Linked DNA regions of Homo sapiens: region 1 is linked to region 2. A link is a loop called in an ENCODE intact Hi-C map of the cell type or tissue named here. Cell type or tissue: heart right ventricle. All regions are shown on one strand. Links, peaks and the distances in the headings refer to the core of each region. The heading gives the core; the rest is flanking DNA. Region 1 has its middle 9.4 kb from the start of LINC01993. Region 2 overlaps PGS1 (phosphatidylglycerophosphate synthase 1).

What was found. A loop is a pair of places that touch in the nucleus more often than their neighbours do. Peaks named below come from ENCODE experiments on the same cell type or tissue, not always from the same donor. Only the 100,000 strongest peaks of a DNase experiment are listed, where the experiment ranks them.
Region 1: it touches region 2 in a loop (6-fold over the local background); 102 of 110 quality-filtered maps call a loop at or near these places.

Annotation. Positions count from the first base shown.
Region 1 is chr17:78,281,268-78,294,594 of GRCh38, forward strand. No RefSeq gene overlaps it. Among named protein-coding and RNA genes, the nearest start is that of LINC01993, 9.4 kb to the left of the region's middle. RefSeq lists an enhancer at 6,391-6,892 and a silencer at 10,464-10,733. In heart right ventricle, for the core only: a CTCF peak has its summit at 8,683 (motif pointing right); a DNase peak (open chromatin) is centred at 8,684.
Region 2 is chr17:78,416,106-78,423,518 of GRCh38, forward strand. PGS1 (phosphatidylglycerophosphate synthase 1) reads left to right here. Exons shown (of 10, transcript NM_024419.5): 9 at 3,441-3,570. The coding sequence ends at 3,560. Among named protein-coding and RNA genes, the nearest start is that of PGS1, 41 kb to the left of the region's middle. RefSeq lists enhancers at 1,469-1,977, 3,487-4,171, 6,445-7,024. In heart right ventricle, for the core only: a CTCF peak has its summit at 6,107 (motif pointing left); a DNase peak (open chromatin) is centred at 6,116; H3K27ac peaks cover 1,149 bases.

The DNA of each region.
Region 1 (13,327 bases), core at 7,552-10,051, 130 kb before region 2:
GGATGTTTTTTTTTTGGCAGCAGCTGAAATCCATTTGCTACTAGGCCTAGGAGTAAGTGGGCGATCAAAACTGAATCGTGCAGTTTTTACTCCAAAACAAGCCCTGGCTCTTTAAGACTTGGGGCTGATTTTCACTCTCGGGTACCTGGGGCGAAGGTCGGGAAGCCAGGCCTTCTGTAAAGCTTTTAAGGACAGAAGGTGTAGCCTCCCAAGTTAGCACACTCTGGAGCCCCGAATGCAGTTGCCCTCTACAGACCTGGTCAGGGCCTCACCCTGCAGCCCAGGGGAAGGGACTGGGGGCTTTAAAGCTCTCGCAGGTCTCTGTTTGGCTGTGTGGCCCAGGACCAGCTCCTTCTACTCTCCTGCTGTGAATCAGCAGCACCACCCCCGACTTAGTAGCATAGTGTGAGGCTGACGTGCACGTGGGTGTGAATCCCGGTCAGCGCCACTCGTTGTGCCTTTGCGCTTCAATGGTCCCTGCCAAGGCTGTGGCAGCAGCTCCTGAGCTCCCCACCATACCTCGCCTAAAGCCTTAGGGACAAGTTCAGCCACCTGAGACCAAAAGCGCCCTGCCTGGCTAGCTCTAAGCCTCCAAATAACCCCTGGGATCCCAGCAGTTCTTCACTGTAAGAGTTTACTTGTGGCTGGGCATGGTGGTGAACACCTGTAGTCCCAGCTGCTTGGGAGGCTGAGGTGGGAGGATCACTTGAGCCCAGGAGGTTGAGATGGTAGTGAACCATGACTGCACCACTGTACTGTATGTAACCTGGGTGACAGAGTGAGTGAGACCCTGTCTCAAAAAAAAAAAAAAAAAAAAGTGGGCCGGGAGCAGTGGCTCACTCCTGTAATCCCAGCACTTTGGGAGGCCAAGGCGGACGGATCATGAGGTCAAGGTATCGAGATCAGGCCGGGCACGGTGGTTCACACCTGTAATCCCAGCACTTCGGGAGGCCAAGGCAGGCGGATCACGAGGTCAGGAGATCGAGACCATCCTGCCTAACATGGTGAAACCCCGTCTCTACTAAAAAAAAAAAAAAAATACAAAAAATTAGCCGGGCATGGTGATGGATGCCTGTAGTCCCAGCTACTCGGGAGGCTGAGGCAGGAGAATGGTGTGAACCCGGGAGGTGGAGCTTGCAGTGAGCCGAGATTGCGACACTGCACTCCAGCCTGGGCGACACAGCGAGACTCCGTTTCAAAAAAAAAAAAAAGATATCGAGATCATCCTGGCCAACATGATGAAACCCCATCTCCACTAAAAATACAAAAATTAGCTGGGTGTGGTGGCTACTCCGGAGGCTGAGGCAGAAAAATCGCTTGAACCCAGGAGGCAGAGGTTGCAGTGAGCTGAGACTGCGCCACTGCACTCCAGCCTGGTGACAGAGCGAGCCTCCGTCTCAAAAAAAAAAAAAAACAGAACAAAACAAAAAAAGTGTTCACAGATGGGCTTGGAGGTCCATGGTCCATCCTTGTTCTTCAGGCCAGCCAAAGGTGGCCAAATTTAGTAAAAAAGCAAACAAAAAACCAAGACACCTAGTTAAATTTGAATTTCAGAGAAATAACAAATACATTTTTAGTGTAAGTATATCCCATGCAATATGAGAGAGATACTTACTCTAAAAAATGTATTTGGCCAGGCGTGTGGGCTCACACCTGTAATCCCAGCACTTTGGGAGGCTGAGGTGGGTGGATCACTTGAGGTCAGGAGTTCGAGACCAGCCTGGCCAACATGGCAAAAACCCATCTCTACTAATACAAAAATTAGCCGGGCCTGGTGGCGAGCACCTGTAATCCCAGCTACCAGAGGGCTGAGGCATGAGAATTGCTTGAACCCAGGAGGTGGAGGTTGCAGTGAGCCAAGATCATGTCACTGCACTCCAGCTTGAGTGACAGAGTGAGACTGTGCCTCAAAAATAAAAAAAAATGTATTTGTTGTTTCTCTGAAATTCAAATTTAACTGAGCATCCTGTGTTTTATCTGGCAATCCTAGTCCCACCCTCTTCCAAATTCACATCTTTTTTTTTTTGAGACAGAGTTTCACTCTTAATGCCCAGGCTGGATTGCAGTGGCATGATCCCAGGTCACAGCAACCTCTGTCTCTTGGGTTCAAGCAATTCTCCTGCCTCAGCCTCCCGCGTAGCTGCCGTGCACCACCACGCCTGGCTAATTTTTGTATTTTTAGTACAACGGGGTTTCACCATGTTGGCTGGGCTAGTCTCGAACTCCTGACCTCAGGTGATCCACCTGCCTCGGCCTCCCAAAGTGCTGGGATTACAGGCGTGAGCCACCACGCCCGGCCCTCCAAATTCACGTCTATAAGAACGATTTTCCTGCCCCAACCATACATTTCTCACAGATAAAGGTGCATTTTTATCATTTCGTCTTTCCTGGGGCTGAAATGGCTTCTTCTTTTTGCATTTTATGGTTTTACAATTGTAGCAGTAAAACATTCTTGCCGGCAAGATGATTGAAAATTTAACTACAAAAGGCATCATTCATTTTATTTTTGTCTTCATTGGAGACATAAAATGGATTCGCAATCATCCCACCACAGTGGTTGAGTATTGTGGGTTTTAGAGTTGCTCACATAGCACATTTATACTCACCAGTGTGAGGGCTCTTTGCAGCCGCCAATGGAGTGATCGTTTGTGTTTTGGAAGCAGCAGTAACATTTATTCCTAATAATCCTGCTGCAGTGGGTTCTTGGTATTTTATAGTTGTTATTGCAGTAAAATTTATATCCTACAGAATTATGACAATATTCAGCTACTAATATGATTATTATTTGTGTGTGTGTGTTAAAACCACGGAAATAAAATTTACTCCCAACAATACAGTGGCAATTTTATGTCCCTAAACCTGACCGTAAATAATAAACATAACTACAGAATGCCTGTAAACACATAAAACATCCTTCTCGGAAAAAGTGAACTCTCCATTGCTATCCTGATGAGACCAGCAGCTGGGGAGCCTGGTCTAGCAGTTAGGGCTCCTGGGCAGACTTCAAAAGGATGAAGCAACTTCTTCACAGGACTCCTGGAGAGCAAGTTGCTTAACATTTCAGAGTCCAAGTCAGCCCGTCTCAGAGAACGTGGGCTGGTCCATCGCCTGATGAGTGCACGGATACAATGTGTGGTAACCACACTGTAGAACACTGCTTGGCCGTAAAGAGAATGCAGTTCTCATACACACTGCAACTCGGATGAGCCTTCGAGACATTATGCTCCACGAAAGAAGCCAGATACAGCCAGGTGCGGTGGCTCACTCCTGTAATCCCAGCACTTTGGGAGGCCGAGGCGGGCAGATCACAAGGTCAGGAGTTCAAGACCAGCCTGGCCAACATGGTGAAACCCTGTCTCTACTAAAAATACAAAATTAGCTGGGCATGGTGGCGCATGCCTGTAATCCCAGCTACTGGGGAGGCCGAGACAGGAGAATCGTTTGAAGCCAGGAGGCAGAGGTTTTGGTGAGTCAATATCGTGCCACTGCACTCCAGCCTGGGCAACAGAGCGAGACTCCATCTCAAAAAATAAAAGTAAAAAAAGCCAGACACAAACGATGTATACTTTTGATCCACATACTGTATGATCCCATTGAAATTAAATAGCCAGAAAAAGGCTAGGTGTGGTGGTTCACACCTGTTATCCCAGTACTTTGGGAGGCTGAGGTGGGAGGGTCGCTTGAGCTCAGGAGTTTGAGGCCAGCCTGGGTAACATAGCAAGACCCCCATCTCTACAAATAACTTAAAAATTAGGCAGGCATGGTGGTGTGCACCTGTAGTCCTGGCTACTTGGGAGGCTGAGGCAGGAGGATCCCTTGAACCCAAGAGGTTGAGGCTGCAGTGAGCCATGATCATGCTGTTGCACTCCAGCCTAGACAACAGAGTGAGACCCTGTCCGAAAAAACAAAAACAAAAACAAAAATTAAAAATATCTAGAAAAAGTAAATTTCCATAGACAGAAAGTAGACGAGTGGTTGTCAGGGGCTGGGGGAGGGAAGGGGAAATGGGAAGTGACCGCTCATGGATCCTTTTTTTTTTTTTTTTTTTTTTTTTGAGACAGAGTCTTGCTCTGTCACCCAGGCTGGAGTGCAGTGGTGCAATCTCGGCTCACTGCAACTTCCGCCTCCTGGGTTCAAGCGATTCTCCTGCCTCAGCCTCCTGAGTAGCTGGGATTACAGGCATGCGGCACCATGCCCAGCTAATTTTGTATTTTTTTAGTAGAGACGGGGTTTCACCATGTTGGTCAGGCTGGTCTCGAACTCCTGACCTCAGGTGATCTGCCTGCCTTGGCCTCCCAAAGTGCTGGGATTAGAGGTGTGAGCCACTGCGCCCGGCCTCATGGACACTTTTGAGATGATGAAAATGTTCTGGTAGGGCTGGGCAGGGTGGCTCATGCCTGCAATCCCAGCACTTTAGGAGGCCAAGGTTGGCGGATCACCTGAGGTCAGGAGTTCGAGACCAGCCTCAACATGAAGAAACCCCGTCTCTACTAAAAATACAAAATTAGCCGGGTGTGGTGGTGCATGCCTGTAATCCCAGCTACTCGGGAGGCTGAGGCAGGAGAATCACTTGAACCTGGGAGGCGGAGGTTGCGGTGAGCCGAGATCGCACCATTGCATTCCAGCCTGGGCAATAACAGCGAAACTCCGTCTAAAAAAAAAAAGAGAGAGAAAATAAAAAGAAAATGTTCTGTGGTTGACTACAGTGATGGTTGCACAATTCCATGAATTCACCAGAAGCTGTTGAGTGTATACTTTCAATGGGTGAATAGTGTGGTGTTTAAACGCTCTTAATAAAGTTGCTAAGGCCGGGCACGGTGGCTCACGCCTGTAATCCCAGCGCTTTGGGAGGCCAAGGCAGGCGGATCACCAGGTCAGGAGTTTGAGACCAGCCTGGCCAACATGGTGAAACCCCGTCTCTACTAAAGATACAAAAAAAAAAAAAAAAAAAAAATTAGCCGGGCGTGGTGGCACACGCCTGTAATCCGAGCTACTTGGGAGGCTGAGGCAGGAGAATCGCTTGAACCTGGGAAGCAGAGGTTGCAGTGAGCCAATATCGCACCATTGCACTCCAGCCTGGGCAACAGGGCGAGACTCTATCTCAAAAATAAATAAATAAATAAATAAATAATAAATAAAGCTGCTAAAATGAAAAAAGGAAGAAAACATGCTTCTGTTCCTCCTGCCCCCCACCCCTGCCTCCCCTGGGCTTTCAGCTGCTGTCTCTAGAGAATGTTTGGAACAGGTGTCTGGGAATAGCTAACAAAATCCCTCTGGCTTCTCCTTGCCTTGTGGGTTATGGATACTGCCCCCTTCCTCCATCGTGAAATGAAAAGTGACATGACCCTAAAATCTAAAAGGACCATAAGGCCCATTAGGCAATCTCAAGAGAGCCACCTGCAAGGGACAGAGGTGTGGCAGCAGCCCTGGAGAGAAGGAGGCCAAGCAGAGAGGGTGCAGGCTGCCAGGATGGAGCCTCTGCCCGCCACTCACTGGGCAGCAGTGGAGCTGCCTCTGCCTGTATCATCCCCATTTTATGAATGGGGAAGCTGAGGCAGAAGCAGTGATACAGCCAGAATGAACAGTCTTAGGCATCGTCCACAGACCAGCGAGTTACTCCACCAGGTGTCTGTATCACCCAAAGAACCTGAAGTGCATGGGCTCCTTGCGAGCTTTTTTCTCTCAAAAAAAAATTGTGGGGCTGGGCGCCGTGGCTCACACCTGTAGTCCCAGTACTTTGGGAGGCCAAGGCGGGTGGATCACTTGAGTTCAGGAGTTCAAGACCAGCCTGGGCAACATGGCAAAACCCCGTCTCTACTAAACACACAGACAGTTTGGCTGTAGTGGCGCATGCCTGTAGTCCCAGCTACTTGGGGGACTGAGGTGGGAGAATCGCTTGAGCCCAGGAGGCGGAGGTTGTAGGTGAGCCGAGATGGTGCCACTGCACTCCAGCCTGGGCGACAGAGTGAGATCCTGTCTCAAAAAAACTGTGGTAAAATAGGCCGGGGGTGGTGGCTTACGCCTGTAATCCCACCACTTTGGGAGGCCAAGGTGGGTGGCACCGGAGGTCAAGAGTTTGAGGCCAGCCTGGCCAACATGGTTAAACCCCTTCTCTACTAAAAATACCAGCGTTAGCTGGGTGTGGTGGTGCGCACCTATAGTCCCAGCTACTCGGGGGGCTGAGGCAGGAGAATCGCTAGAACCCAGGAGGTGGAGGTTGCAGTGAGCCGAGATCACATCACTGCACTCCAGCATGGGTGGCAGAGTGAGACTCTGTCTCAAAAAAAAAAAAAAAATTTGTGGTAAAAAACACATAGCATAAAATTTGCCACTTTAGCCTTTTTTTTTTTTTTTAGACAGAGTCTCGCTCTGTCGCCCAGGCTGGAGTGCAGCAGCACGATCTCGGCTCACTGCAAGCTCCGCCTCCCAGGTTCACACCATTCTCCTGCCTCAGCCTCCTGAGTAGCTGGGACCACAAGTGCCCGCCACCGTGCCTGGCTAATTTTTTGTATTTTTAGTAGAGATGGGGTTTCACCATGTCAGCCAGGATGGTCTCAATCTCCTGACCTCATGATCCACCTGCCTCGGCCTCCCAAAGTGCTGGGATTACAGGCGTAAGCCACCGCGCCCAGCCAACTTTAGCCATTTTTAAGTGTTTCAATTCAGTGGCAGTAAGTATCTTCACATCGTTGTGTGACCAAGTGTCAGAGGTGACGTGGGCTGTCCAGGACACATGACTGGTGGGAACTACAGGGTCCCCGTCCTGGTCCTCACACCGCTGTTGGCCCTGGACAAGGTATGTCTTCTGAGTGCGACCAGAGGCCCAGAGAGCACGGGATTGGCTGCGGTTGCCAGTGCCTGGGGCAGTTCCCGCTAATGCCATCGTCCTGGGGATCCCCTTGAGTCCCCTGCTCCTGCTTCTTAGTTTGCTGCACCCCAGAGGGTGACTGGGACCCCCATGCCTGGGACACTGGTTGCATAGGCAGCTTCCAGGGCCACCCCAGACCTCCCAGCTCAGAGTCCTGGGGCCTGGGGCTGTGAGTTAATCAGTGTCCAGGCAACCAGGGATGCCACAAGAAGTCAGGAAGTTTCCAGACTTGCCTGGTCTCAGAATTATCTAAGCTCCTTTTTTTATTTTTTTTTTTTTAAGACAGGGTCTCGCTCTGTTGCCCAGGCTGGAGTGCAGTGGTGGGATTTTGGCTCACTGCAGTCTCAACCTCCAGGGTTCAAGTGATTCTTTCACCTCAGCCTCCCAAGTAGCTAGGACCACAGGCGTGTACCACCATGCCCCAGCTAAGTTTTTAAATATTTTGCTGAGACAGATCTTGCCATGTTGCCCAGGCTGGTCTTGAACTTCTGGGCTCAAGCGATCCTCCCAACTTGGCCTCCCAAAGAGCTGGGATTACAGGTGTGAGCCACTGCGCCCGGCCCATCTGAGCTACTTTTAGAAGTATAGGTTCTCTGGCTTCTCTCCAGCTGAGACCAAACCACCTCTGAATCTATTGTTAAGAGGTACAAGGGGCTTGTGATACAAAAGTGGCAAAGCTGGACAGGCACAGTGGCTCATGCCTGTAATCCTAGCACTTTGGGAGGTTGAGGTGGGCCGATCACTTGAGGTCAGAAGTTCAAGGCCAGTCTGGCCAACATGGTGAAACCCTGTCTCTGCTAAAAATACAAAAATTAGCCTGGCATGGTGGTGCGTGCCTGTAGTCCCAGCTACTCGGGAGGCTGGGACAGGAGAATCACTTGAACCTGGGAGGCGGAGGTTGCAGTGAGCTGAGATCATGCTGCTGCACTCCAGCCTGGGCAACAGAACAAGACTCTGTCTCAAAACAAAACAAAACAAAAACAAAAACAAACCTGCAAGGCTGTCGGTTCATGCGCTCATTCCTTCACTCATTACTGCAGTCCTACTCTGTGTATTCATTATTGCAGTCCTACTGTGTGTGCCTCACCTCTGCAGCCGGATCCTGCCCCAGCCCCAGGCATGAAGGCATGGAGCCCCTGCCTGTGCACGTCCTTCTTCCTGGGCTACCCTGCCTCTCCCCTTGTGCCTGACATTGAGGGCTGTGAGACCTCCTACTCGTCACCCCTCAGCCAGCTCTGTTTGGCCCCCCAAAAGCCTTGGGACCTCCTCGGGTCCTGGACGTGGGACTGGCTCTGATTCTAGCCTCTGGGCTGGGCTGCTGCTGACAAGTGTTCAGCTCCTGCTGCTCAGATGAATGAAGGGACAGAAGGCGGGTGTCTAGGCATGGCCGGGACCTGGGATTCTATTTTTTTTTTTTTTTTTTGAGATGGAGTTTCGCTTTTGTCGCCCAGGCTGGAGTGCAGTGGTGCGATCTTGGCTTACTGCAACCTCTGCTTCCAGGGTTCAAGCGATTCTTCTGCCTCAGTCTCCCTAGTAGTTGGGATTACAGGCGTGCACCACCAAGCCCAGCTAATTTTGTATTTTTAGTAGAGACGGGGTTTCTCCACGTTGGTCAGGCTGGTCTCAAACTCCCGACCTCAGATGATCCGCCTGCCTCGGCCTCCCAAAGTGCTGGGATTACAGGTGTGAGCCACCATGCCCAACCCCCCAGCCAGGACGGGAACTTCTTAGGATCCGGCTGCAGCCCAGGGCAGAGGAGTTCCCGCGGCTTCCTCCAGTGAGTTAAGTCAGGCCTGAGTGAGCATCTACTCTTTCTGGGCCGCTAGAGGGAGACCTTCGCAGCCTCGTACTTGGCTCAAGACACCAGGCTAAGGGGTGTCAGTGTGTGTGAGTGTATGTGTGTGTGTGAGTATGTGTTTTGTGTGTGTGTGAGTGGCGTGTGTGTGTTGAGTGTGAGTGTGTGAATGAGTGTGTGTGTGTTTTGTGTGTGAGTGCGAGTGTGTTTGTGTGTTGAGTGTAAGTGTGAATGAGTGTGTGTGTTGTGTGTGTAAGTGCGAGTGTAAGTGTGTGTGAGAGAGAGTGTGTGTGTCCTACCTGGGCATGCACGGGTGGGTGTGGGCAGTGACCTGAGCCCTGCACGTACTGCCAGGTGGCCCGGCTTGCCAAAGGTGGGGAAGGGTTATTTACCCAAAGTGGGAGAGACCTGCAGGCTGGGCGGCAGCGGCAGGAAGAACAGCGAGCGAGGCCACAGTGGCATCCATGGAAGATGTTATTTGGGGCCTTTTCCGTGCCTGCTACTGTTCTTCGCATCCTGCGTGTATCACGAGAAGCAATCCTATCAAAGGAGGACCTATGAATACAATATCCACTTTACAGAGGAAGAAACTGAGGCTCAGAGAGGCTGAGTCACTTCCAGAGCTGAGATTTGAACCCAGGGAGTGGGGGCTGGGGCCTGGGCTCCACAGCACAAAGGAGCCCTGCCTGCTGGGACAAGGAGCTGCCTTGTGGTATGGCCAGTGTGCCCAAGCCAGCCTTTGGAGCCCGCTGGGCTGGCTCTGGGTTCCAGCTCTGCCGCCTGCCTGCTGAGTGTCCTTGGGAAAGTCCCTCCACCTCCCTGAGCCCCGCTTTCTCCTCTGTAAGATGGGACTAATGACACCTATTTCTCTGGTTGTTTAGAGGTTTAATGGTTCACTGTATGCAGAGGGAGGCAGACTTCAGGGCCTCCTCAGGAGCCTTGGCATGCGGCCACAGGGCCTTTGTATGTACTGTGTGTGCGCCTAAGATGCCCATTAGAAAGATAAGATGCCACCTCACTGCGGACTCCCCTTAATCTCCCTGCTGCAGGGCCAGCTCCAGGGGTGTGTGACCTATGGAGGTGCACTGGTCCCCATGCTCAGAGCACGCTGTGCTGGGTTTAATGATCTCCGTCACCATTTCGAAATTCTTAGTGATTTTTTAACAAGGAGCCCTGCATCTTCATTTTGCACTGGGCCCTGCCAGTGTCACAGCTGGGCCTGCCCTGCAGTTTCTTTTTCTTTCTTTCTTTTTTTTTTGAGATGGAGTCTCGCTTTTGTTGCCCAGGCTGGAGTGCAATGGCATGATCTTGGCTCACTGCAGCCTCCATCTCCTGGGCTCAAGTGATTCTCCTGCCTCAGCCTCCCAAGTAGCTGGGATTACAGGCGCCCACCACCACGCCCAGCTAATTTTTGTATTTTTAGTAGAGATGGGGTTTCACCATGTTGGCCAGGCTGGTCTCAAACTCCTGACCTCAGGTGATCCGCCCACCTCAGCCTCCCAAAGTGCAGGGATTACAGGCGTGAGCCATGGTGCCCGGCTGCCCTGCAGTTTCTCCTCCTGCGCCGTGCCCCGCATGATCTGCCCCCAGCGAGGAAGGAGACTGAAGAGCAGCAGGGAGGGTCCCTGGAGACAGAGCGGGCAGAGTGGGCTCGACGCACCCCTGACACCCATCAGCAGGCGCCTTCCTCAATGCGGACAGGCAGACCCTCCTCTCTTGGGCACACACTCAGTCAGCCCCTGGGTCAGTTGCTCCTCCTAAAATGGGACTGACAGTTGAAGACCTCCAAGCTTCCCAGTCATAGCAGTGGCCCCTCTCAGCCCACACCCAGTCCACTCTGGATTGCTAGTGGGGATCCCCCGAGACAGGGTTCTCCCCCAGGCTGGTCAGCCCCACATCTGTGAAGCTTTCTGGGCCTCTCCACACCCCCAGTTCTCTGAGGCAGGCGGGGTCTCCAGGGCAAACTCGTGTGAGCCTCACCTGTGTGTTGCACCGTCCTGTCTGCAAACAGAAACCCTCACGCTGCCGAGCCGATGCCTCTGTCCCCAGCACCTCCTTGGGGACGGTGGACTCCATGGTCAAAGGGCCAACTCAGGGGAGCCACAGTATCTGTGCTTCAGGCAGCCCGAGTTGAGGACGTGTGGCATTCTGCTGGCATCGTTCATGCCTCACTCTTGGCTCTGGGGCTGGGCACTTGCTTTCTGGCCCAGCCTGCCGCCAGGGTGAATGGCCTCTGGGGCAGATGGCGTTCTGGGAACAGGTAATGTCCTGGCCAGCGGGCAGGCCGGAGCTGGAGCCTGGGTGGAGGGCTCCCCAAGGACCACCCTGGGTCCCACTCGGCTTTCCCTGCGTGGGGGCGACACTGTTGCCAGTTACAGACCGCCCAAGAGTGCCCCGAGATCTAAGCATAGGACACAACAGGGGCTGGTCTCATCCACCTCGGATCCACCCACCTGCAGCCCAGTCCGGCTGTGTCCCTCAGGTCACACTCACTGTGTTTTGAGAACTCTCCTCCGGGCCTACAAAGTTTGCCAAGGCGAATGTCAAAGGGATATGGGGGCAACAGCTCCCAAGATCAGCCCTAATCCACCCTCCTCATCTGCCCTCTCCATGGGGCCTCACTCCATGTCTCCAACATCTCAGGTTGGTGTCCAAGCCACGGCCTCACATGGACTCACCTCCTGCTTCAGTCTCTGTTTCTGACCAGGCTTCTTGCTCCCAGGGAGGAGCGAGCTTGGACCGCTGCTCTCAGAAGGGACCCTCCTAGCTGGACCTGCCCCTGATTTGGCCGGGTGCCCTGGGCTCTGTGCCCATCTCCACCAACCTCCCAGAAGCGAGAGCTGGATACCTGCCTCTCTGTGTCCAGCTTCCTTCCTTCCTTCCTCAACAATCAGTTATTAAACACCCAGGATACAGATGCACGGTGCTGCTGCAGCTGTCCTCCAGGCTGCCTTTTTTTTTTTTTTTTTTTTTTTGAGACAAAGTCTCACTCTGTCGCTCAGGCTGGAGTGCAGTGGCACGATCACAGCTCACTACAACCTCAACCTTCTGGGCTCAGGTGATCCTCCTACCTCAACCTCCCAACTAACTGGGACCACAGGTGCATGCCACCATGCCTGGCTTGTATTTTGTGTAGAGATGAAGTTTTGCCATGTTGCCGAGGCTGATCTCGAACTCCTGGGCTCAAGTGATCCACCCACCTCGGCCTCCCAAAGTGCTGGGATTTCAGGCGTGAGCCACCGTGACTGGCCCCATGCTCTTGGCTTCTAATCATAGACTTTGGGGCTCATTCAGATCACCTCTCATAGTGAACTTTTGTCACTTTCTTCTCCACCATCCACTTTACCCCAGGGATGAGCCTTCATTGGTCTAAGCCAGTCTGACTCTCTCACCCCCTTGGTTATAACGATATAGGATACATGTCCCAACCCGGGTCAGATGGCCCTATAAATAGGTTTCAGTTGCTTTACCTACAAGTAGTTCCTTTTTTTTTTGAGATGGAGTCTTGCTTTGTCACCCAGGCTGGAGTGCAGTGGCACGACCTTGGCTCACTGCAACCTCCGCCTCCCAGGTTCAAGTGATTCTCCAGCCTCAGCCTCCCAAGTAGCTGCAATTACAGGCGCACACCACCACGCCCAGCTAATTTTTTTTTTTTTTTTTTGAGACGGAGTCTGGCTCTGTCCCCCAGGCTGGAGTGCAGTGGCACAATCTCGGCTCACTGCAAGCTCCACCTCCCGGGTTCACGCCATTCTCCAGCCTCAGCCTCCCGAGTAGCTGGGACTACAGGCGCCCGCCACCACGCCTGGCTAATTTTTTAGTATTTTTAGTAGAGATGGGGTTTCACCATGTTGGCCAGGATGGTCTCGATCTCCTGAGCTCGTGATCTGCCCTCCTCGGCCTCCCAAAGTGCTGGGATTACAGGCGTGAGCCACCGTGCCCGGCCTACACCCAGCTAATTTTTGTATTTTTAGTAGAGATGGGGTTTCACCATGTTGGCCAGGCTGGTCTTGAACCCCTGACCTCCGCTGATCCACCCACCTAGGCCTGCCAATGTGCTGTGATTACGGGCGTGAGCCACTGCACCCGGCCAAGTAGTTCCCTTTCTGTTGCATTGGGACCTAGAGGCACATGGCCTGGGCCTGCCCAAGGGTGTCTTGTGACCATGAGGGAGAGTCTGCAGAGGACAGGGCCCCTCCCCGTGCAGGAGGGCCTGGCTAGTTGAGTGAGTCTCTGATGAGGCAGTGCCTCCGAGGGTCAGTCATGCTCAAACTCAGTGTGCCCCAAGTCCTGACCCCTGGTATTCTGGGCTATCACTGCCCAGGAAAACAGCACTCCAAACCCTGGCCTTCAGGCCTGTTCCTTTATGCTTATCGCTGGAATCCCTGGTCCAGAGGGTCTTCAAATCCACACAAGCCCCTCCTGCTTGGCCCTAACCCGATGGGTTAAGCGTTTCAAGGGAGGGCTTGAGAGGTCCCCAGGACATGCCTGGAGGGCCAATAAATGACCGTGAACGGTGGTGAGTGAGGCAGGTGGAGAGTGTGACCATGAAGAGCAGGGCAGACTCCCCAGAGTACTGTAGGGAGGCAGCTGCAGTCTGGATGAAGAGTACACGCCAAGGCCAATTGTGGTTGCTGGTGGGATGCAGCTGGGAAAGCGAGAGTGAG
Region 2 (7,413 bases), core at 4,914-7,413:
GGGGCCTTGGTGCCAGGAAAGGCTTCACGACCACGACAGGCGCAAGAGGAAGTGAAGCGGTCATCCTCTGGGTGGGCCAGTGGGGTAATGGGTTTGCTCAGGTTTCTTCCTACAGTGAGGTTTACAGCAAATGACTGAGGAAGCCCCCACAAGCTGAGAGATTCCAGTAATAGGGTGACAAGCTGGCCTTGGAGCCAGGCTAGTGGGAAAGACCTGAGCCTGCAGCTTTCAACAGCGGGCTTTCCTGGACTTCTACTTCAATTGCAGAGAGCCGTTCGCAGAGACTTCCACTGTAGCTCTGTGCCAGGGCGGTAGAGAGTCCTTGGTGACTTTGGCCAGGGGCCAGGATGGGTTCTGCGTGGATCTGAGTTGCTTGGGGGAGCAAGTCCTCCAGGCCTGTGCCTGGGGTCCTGGTACTGACCGTCCTCCCCCACTGCCCTAGTAAGGGCACTGAACCCACATCCTGGATCTTGAGAAAAGCTGGGGCCGCCTGTGGTTAGCAGCTGCTTTCTCAAATGACATATTTGGGATATTTTCTTTTTCTTCCCAAACCTGAATCTCAGGGGCTTTTGCCTGTGGGAGGGTGGAGGGTGGTAGGTCTGCTACTGTAGCTCTTCCATTCTTTAGGGATAGACTGATTTCTCTGCCTGTGAAACGCAGAAATATGTTTCCAGATAATTCCACCTATGCTTATATACTGGGACGGCAGCTGCTCTCCTGAGCCCTACAGTGCCCGGTCCCTAGAGGCCAAATCCTGCTGGGACTGCCCAGCCTCTAGCCTCCCCACAACCCAGAAAGTCCCTAAAGCCCCAGCCACCGTGGGCTCCCTGCTCTCTGAAGCTGTCTCTGGAGATCTGCTTGGGAATTCAGGGAGGGGCCCTCCTATTCATGTCACATTGGGCACTGGGAATGGGGAGATATTTTTATCAGAATCTGAAGCCCCTCCCTCCACTTAGTACATACAATAAACACTGAAAGCTTCCTGGTTTTGTTCAGGGAACACAGTTTACCACTTGTGACCCAAGAAAGACTCCCTCGAACAGCGTCGTAACCTCGTCAGCTGACTTCCTTCTCCATCCCTGTTGTGGAGTCTGTGAGGAAACCTAAGTGTTTCTGGTAATTTAGTTGCAATCTTGGCCGGGTATTCATTTGAAGACACAAAGCTGGAGCCAGGTCTGTGGAGACTCCTGCAAACCAGCCCCCTGAGACCAGAGCTGGCTCTTCCATCAGGCACGTCCAGCCAGGGATTGGGACCTCAGCAGCAATTAGGAGGCCCCATGTCTGTGACACGCGGGGCTGCGGGGCTGCTCAGTTGGGAGTGTGGCATGGACCCACGATGGGGCCCACTGAGCATGGGACGGGGGCAGGGGGTAATGAAGTCGGGGCCTGGCTTTCCCCAGCTCTTGATGGGAAAAGCCAAGGCCACATTCTGTAGGGTTCTGGAGTGTGGGGTGACCCCTTCCTGACCCCCCGGGGCAGAGGAGTTGCCAGGGCTGTGTCCTCCCTCCCGGCCTCCTGAGCAGGGAGTGTGCCACTTTGAGTGGCACAGGCCACCGCTGCTGCTGTCCTGCGGTTGGCACTGTGCTTCTGTGGTCATCACCTGTGGTCCTCACGGCGGTGTGGATGTAGGTATGGCCCGGACATTACGGTGGAGAGCGCTGGAGACTCAGTGGAGGAGAGAGGGCTAGAGTCGCGGTGCAACTGTGTGAGCGCTGCCAGGCGCCCCACTGAGGACACTGAGGAGAGAGCACTTGGAGGGCAGACTCTTACAAGAGAAGCTTTTCAAAGATCCCAAACACCATTTCGGACAAAGCATATATAAATTTTTTTTTTTTTTTTTTTTTAATGGAGTCTTGTTCTGTCGCCCAGGCTGGAGTGCAGTGGCACGATCTCGGCTCACTGTAACCTCTGCCTCCCGGGTTCAAGCGATTCTCCTGCCTCAGCCTCCTGAGTAGCTGGGATTATGGGTGCATGCCATCACGCCCGGCTAATGTTTGTATTTTTGGTAGAGATGGGGTTTAATCACGTTGGCCAGGCTGGTCTCGAACTCCTGACCTCAAGTGATCCTCCCACCTTGGCCTCCCAAAGTGCTGGGATTACAGGTGTGAGCCACCGCGCCCGGCCGCATATATAAATGTTTTTAAACCTGTTTTTAAATATGAAATTAACATGTGTTCACTATAAAAATTAAGAAAAACGGAAAGAAACTAACCCTTTCTGTAGGGAAAACCACTGAAGCCATTGTGATGATTGGCCGCCTGCCTTCTGTGTACAGCGCACGGAGGCACAGCTTTAAGCATCAGATGACGATTCTGTCGTGTGTGTGTATTTCGTGTCCAGCTTCCTTTGCCTGCCGATTTCTGGGCACTTTCCCATATGATTAGGTCAACACTCTTCTCATGGCGAAAACTGGTTTGTCATATGAGTTGTTAATAAGTTCGTGGTGAATGCTGGTTTGTCATATGAGTTGTTAATAAGTTGACTGTTGGACATTTAGGTGGTTTCCAGTTTTTCCTTGTTATAAATATTGTGATAAATATCTGTATATAAAAATCTTAGCGCATAGTGATTTTCTTGGGGTAAGCTCTTGCAAAGGGAGCTTTATAAGGTTCTTGATACCTGTTGCCAGAGCTCACTCTAGAGGATGACTTGTCCCCCTTGCCCTCAGCACTAAGCGTTCATCAGTGTGGGGGATAATGACATCACAGATGTCATTGGCACAAATTGGCTTTGTGCCAATTTGATAGAAGAAAAACTGTGTCTCATTTAAAAAATACCTCATTTTAATATGCATTACCTCGTTTAGTGAGGGTGAACATTTAAAATATTTTTTCCACCAGTTATATTTCTTCAACTCTAAATTGAAGAAATTTAGAGTCCTTTACATGTCTTGGTCTTAAAAGCCTTTTGGGTTTTTTTTTTGAGACAAGGTCTCACTTTGCCACCCAGGCTGGATTGCAGTGGCAGCATCACAGCTCATGCAGCTTTGACCTCCCGGGCTGAAACCCTTGCCTACCTCAGCCTCCCAAGTTGCTGGGGCTACAGGCACACACCACCATACCCGGCTAATTTTTAGAATTTTTTCATAGAGATGATGTCTTCCCTGTGTTGCCCAGGGTGGCCTCAGACTCCTGAGCTCAAGCGATCCTCCTGTCTCAGCCTCCAAAAGTGTTGGGATTATAGGCTTTAGCCACTGTGCCCAGCCCTTAAAAGTCTTTAGGAACACGGCTTCTTAGCTTTTCTAAGGAATGTTTGACAGTGGCAACTTGTAGGGCCTGGCCTTGCCTGCCACCAGAGCACCCTGGGAATCTCTGGGCCAGGTAGACATGGGAAGTCAGGGTTTTCTGGGCTGGCCTGAGGGGCTGGGCTGGGGCCAGCCGGCCATGTGGTGTGGTGCTGGAGGGGACTCCTCACTATTCCTGTCTGTTCCTCTTCCTCAGGAGCAAGAGCAGCTCTACCTGAGGTCAGGTGTGGTGTCCTCTGCCACCTTCGAGCAGCCGAGTCGCCAGGTGAAGCTGTGGGTGAAGATGGTGACTCCACTGATCAAGAACTTCTTCTGAGGACAGACAGGTGCTGTCTCTAGCATCACCTCTCAGCACGATTTTCCCGAGAGTTCACAGGTGGGGCAGGTGGTTGTTCTGACTCAACCAGAGCTTCCAGAGGGCTCTTTGATCCCTTTCTCAGTTAAACACAGAGCAGCATCTTCAGGGGTATGGCAGCTGTCCTCAAAGTTAGAAGCTGGATGCTAAATTAGGCAGTCTGTTCACTTTCCATCTGGTACCCACTCCACTAAGTCCCAAGGCGCCTGTGCTGGGGTCGGCAGTGGCAGCCTGTAGTCCCCTTCTGCTCTCCCTTCCCAGGGGGTCCTGAAGAAGCCCTGGGGCAAGGGCTCAGGGATGAGGGGGCAGAAAGGCAGATTGAGCCCCTCCAAGCTGAGCACACTGGTGCAGGAGATGTAGACGTGGGAGGAGGGGAGCACGTTTGCTCGTGAGAGTGGCTCTGGCTTGCTGCCCTGGCCGGCTGTAGTGCACAGGGTGGGGCGTCGGTAGAGCCAGACCGTGGGCTGCTGCCTGGACGCCTCGCTGACATCCCTGTGCTGCGGTTACAGAGCTGCGCCCTTCTAGACTCTGGAAGTTGAGTAACAGGACCTGCTCTGCCCACCCAGGAGGGGCCTGCCGCTTCACCAGAGGCACCAGTGGGGTCCCACAGTCACCTGAGGTACCCCTGGACTGTCTTGACGCCTAGAGGTCCGGGCAGGGGGTGGCTGCCATTAAAGGTGGGGTCTTTGCTGAGTGACCTTTTGTGTCCTGGATCCCTCAGGGCCTGGACTGCACTCCGGGTGGGGTCAGGCTCCCGAGGCCCCTGCTCTCTGGTTCTGGATGTTGTGGGTAGTTCTGTTGCTTTGGATGGCTGGGCCTTTGGATGGTGGCTTGTGGGGAAGGGACGGTGAGGAGTCAAAGATGAGCCAGGACCCATGTGGCCGGCACATGCGCTAGTGCCGGCATCTCATGTGTGCAGCGTGGGCTCCCTTAGTGCCTGGCACCTTAGTGCTCTGCTAAGTCTCATTGTTTAAAAATGTGTAGTTTATCTGCAGCTTTTCCTAGTTATTTTAATTACTTTTCATTTTATTTGAATAGTGTGTGCAAATGTAGAGAGTAAAACAATACTGCGGCCATTTCCTGCCCTCCCTTCCCCCAGGCAGCCACTCTTGGCTTGTTTCTTCTGATGTGCACACGTGTCCGTATTTCTAAATAACGTGCATATCCTGCTGTCTTCCCCCAAAATGTGTACTTAACCAAAACAGCACCAGTGTCACTCCTGAAACAAAAATTACCAAGAATGTCTTAGTATCATCAAATACCTAAATGGTGTTCACAATTCCACTTGCCTTAAAATTAATTTTTTCGATTATTTGACTTGAAGTCCAATTAAGGACTACACCTTGTGATTGTTTTTTCCCTAGCAATTTATTTTTTGAAGAATGAACTTTATTTTTATTGGATCTACTTAAAACATTTTTGTGTCACCTAGTAGCAGGGGATTTTGAATACATGTCATGTGTGTTTATAAAGCCAGCTCTCCATATCCCCCAGTGTCTCCAGGAGCTGCTTTTGTGACCTCACTGCCTGATCTCTTTATCATCTTCAGGTGCTTGACCCTTGCACAGAGAGAAGCTTCCTGGGCTACAGGGCATGGCAGCCTGTCCTTTCGGGGAGTGAGATTAGATTTAGTCCCTGCACTTTGCCTCTCTAGAAGCAGCTTCTCGCCTTTCCCTCCCGAGGGCTGGCAGGAGTCACTGTCACCCTTCATGGGGTCTGAAAGGTTGCATAGGCTCACCTGGTCTTAGACAAGGACAGTTGCAGCTTCCGCACCAGGCAGACCTGCAGTTTGAGTGGCTGGGGATAGGTGGAGCGGCGGCCTGGCCACAGTGCCCTGGACAGCAGCACATCACATCAGTTAACACTGTTTGCCTTCCAACTAGTTATTACGGTGTCCTGTGGGACAATTAGACTGGAGGAGCCAAAGGAATGTGCAGGGGCACTGGGTTTCTGTTTGGAGAGAGGCTCTCGGTAAACAGAGTTCGCATTCCTCCAGATTCTGTGGGACCAGAGTAAATATCATTATGCCACAGCCAGGCTTAAGCAATCTATCTGCAGTGCCGTTCCCGCAGCGCACACTGCTCCCTCTGTCTCTGCTGATGACCTTCGAGGCTGTCCTAGGCAGGTTCTCCCTGAGGAGCTCCCCACACCAAGCCTCCCTAACTCTGCAAAGCAGCCGGAGCAACAGAGAGCAGCGGGCGGCGGGCGGCGGCCGCCGCAGTCCTCCCGGCTTTCTAGGTGCGCGGGGCTGTCGTGTTCCAGTCCCTGTGTTCCCCGTCGCTGGAGTGCAGCTTAAGTGCGAATCATTTCTTGGAAAGTTTAGAGATAATTTTGTCAACTACCCACAATATGTATGTGTGGACTAGATTACTTTCTTATTTCAGGATCTAAAGGCAAAATGGAAAAACGTCACATTTTGTGGTTATTACCAGGGACTGAAGTGAGTTGCCCGGTGGCCCCTGGTGGCTTTAGCTCCCCTGGTCACCTGAAGGGCTGCAGTGACCCCTCCTGGCCAGCAGAGGTATTGGCCCAGCCAGGCTGGGGGAGGCTGAAACTGCTTCCCTTCTCTGCAGCCACAAAGGGCTGGATTCCTTGGGCGCCAGGAGGGGAGGATTTTTCTTTTCCCTCCGATAGCCCTACTGGGCGCTAAGATTGTTGTGAATCATTACCCTCAGAATTTGGACTTTCTAGATGCTTCTTAACCCATGATTTAGGTGAGTAAACTTGGAAAAATGTTTTTGCAAAACTTGATGATCAAGCTGAACGTAGAACGATATTCCTAATGGGTGTGTTTGCCTTTTTTCCCCCTTTTGAGACAGGGTCTCACTCTGTCACCCAGGCTGGAGTGAGTGGCATGATCATGCCTCGCTGCGTACTTGACCTCATGGGCTCAAGCGACCCTCCTGCCTCAGCCTCCTGAGTAGCTGGGACCACAGGCACATACAACATTCCCAGCTAATTTTTTGTATTTTTGATTGATAGAGATGGTTTTGCCACGTTGCCCAGGCTGGTCTTAAACTCCTGGGCTCAAGTAAGATTGCCGTCCTGGGATTAGAGGCGTGAGCTGCTGCAGCGGCCTGCTTTTCTTTGAAGCCTGAGAAATGTTGAGGGCCGGGCACAGTGGTTGACACCTGTAATCCTGGCGCTTTGGGAGGCCGAGGTTGGTGAATCACCTGAGGTTAGAAGTTTGAGACCAGCCTGGCCAACATGGTGAAACCCCATCTCTACTAAAAATAAAAAAATTAGCTGCGTGTGGTGGTGGGTGCCTGTAACCCCAGCTACTTGGGAGGTTGAGGCAGGAGAATCGCTTGAGCCCAGGAGGTGGAGGTTGCAACGTGAGCCGAGATTGCGTCATTGCACTCCAGCCTGGGCGACAAGAGTGAAACTCTCACTCTCCCTCGAAAAAAAAAAAAAATGTTGATCCTGTCTTGGTCCCCCTGGGATCCGTCTTTTCTGACGTTTGCCGCTGTCTCCCCTCATCCCCCAGGTTGCTAGTTAATTCTCTCCCCTCGTGCCTGCACCCTGCTGCCCTAGCTAGCCTGGCCACCTCACTGCCGTGTCCTGCATCAGCCCAGCCACAGAGTCCTACAGGTCCGGGGCTTGCTTGTGGGAACGGCTTGTTCTTCTAGACTCTGGGGGCGGGGGCTTGGGTGTGTTTCCTTACTTGTAAAAGGTCCTGTTGTTTTTGGGAGCAGGGAGTAATGGCGGATGAGACGCTGTGTGGAGGCGGCAGCTCCTGGTATGGGGTAACGCCCTGTCCCCTCATTGGCAGGTGGTTTGCATGAAGCATCAGGCCAGAGGGTGTGAGTGCCAA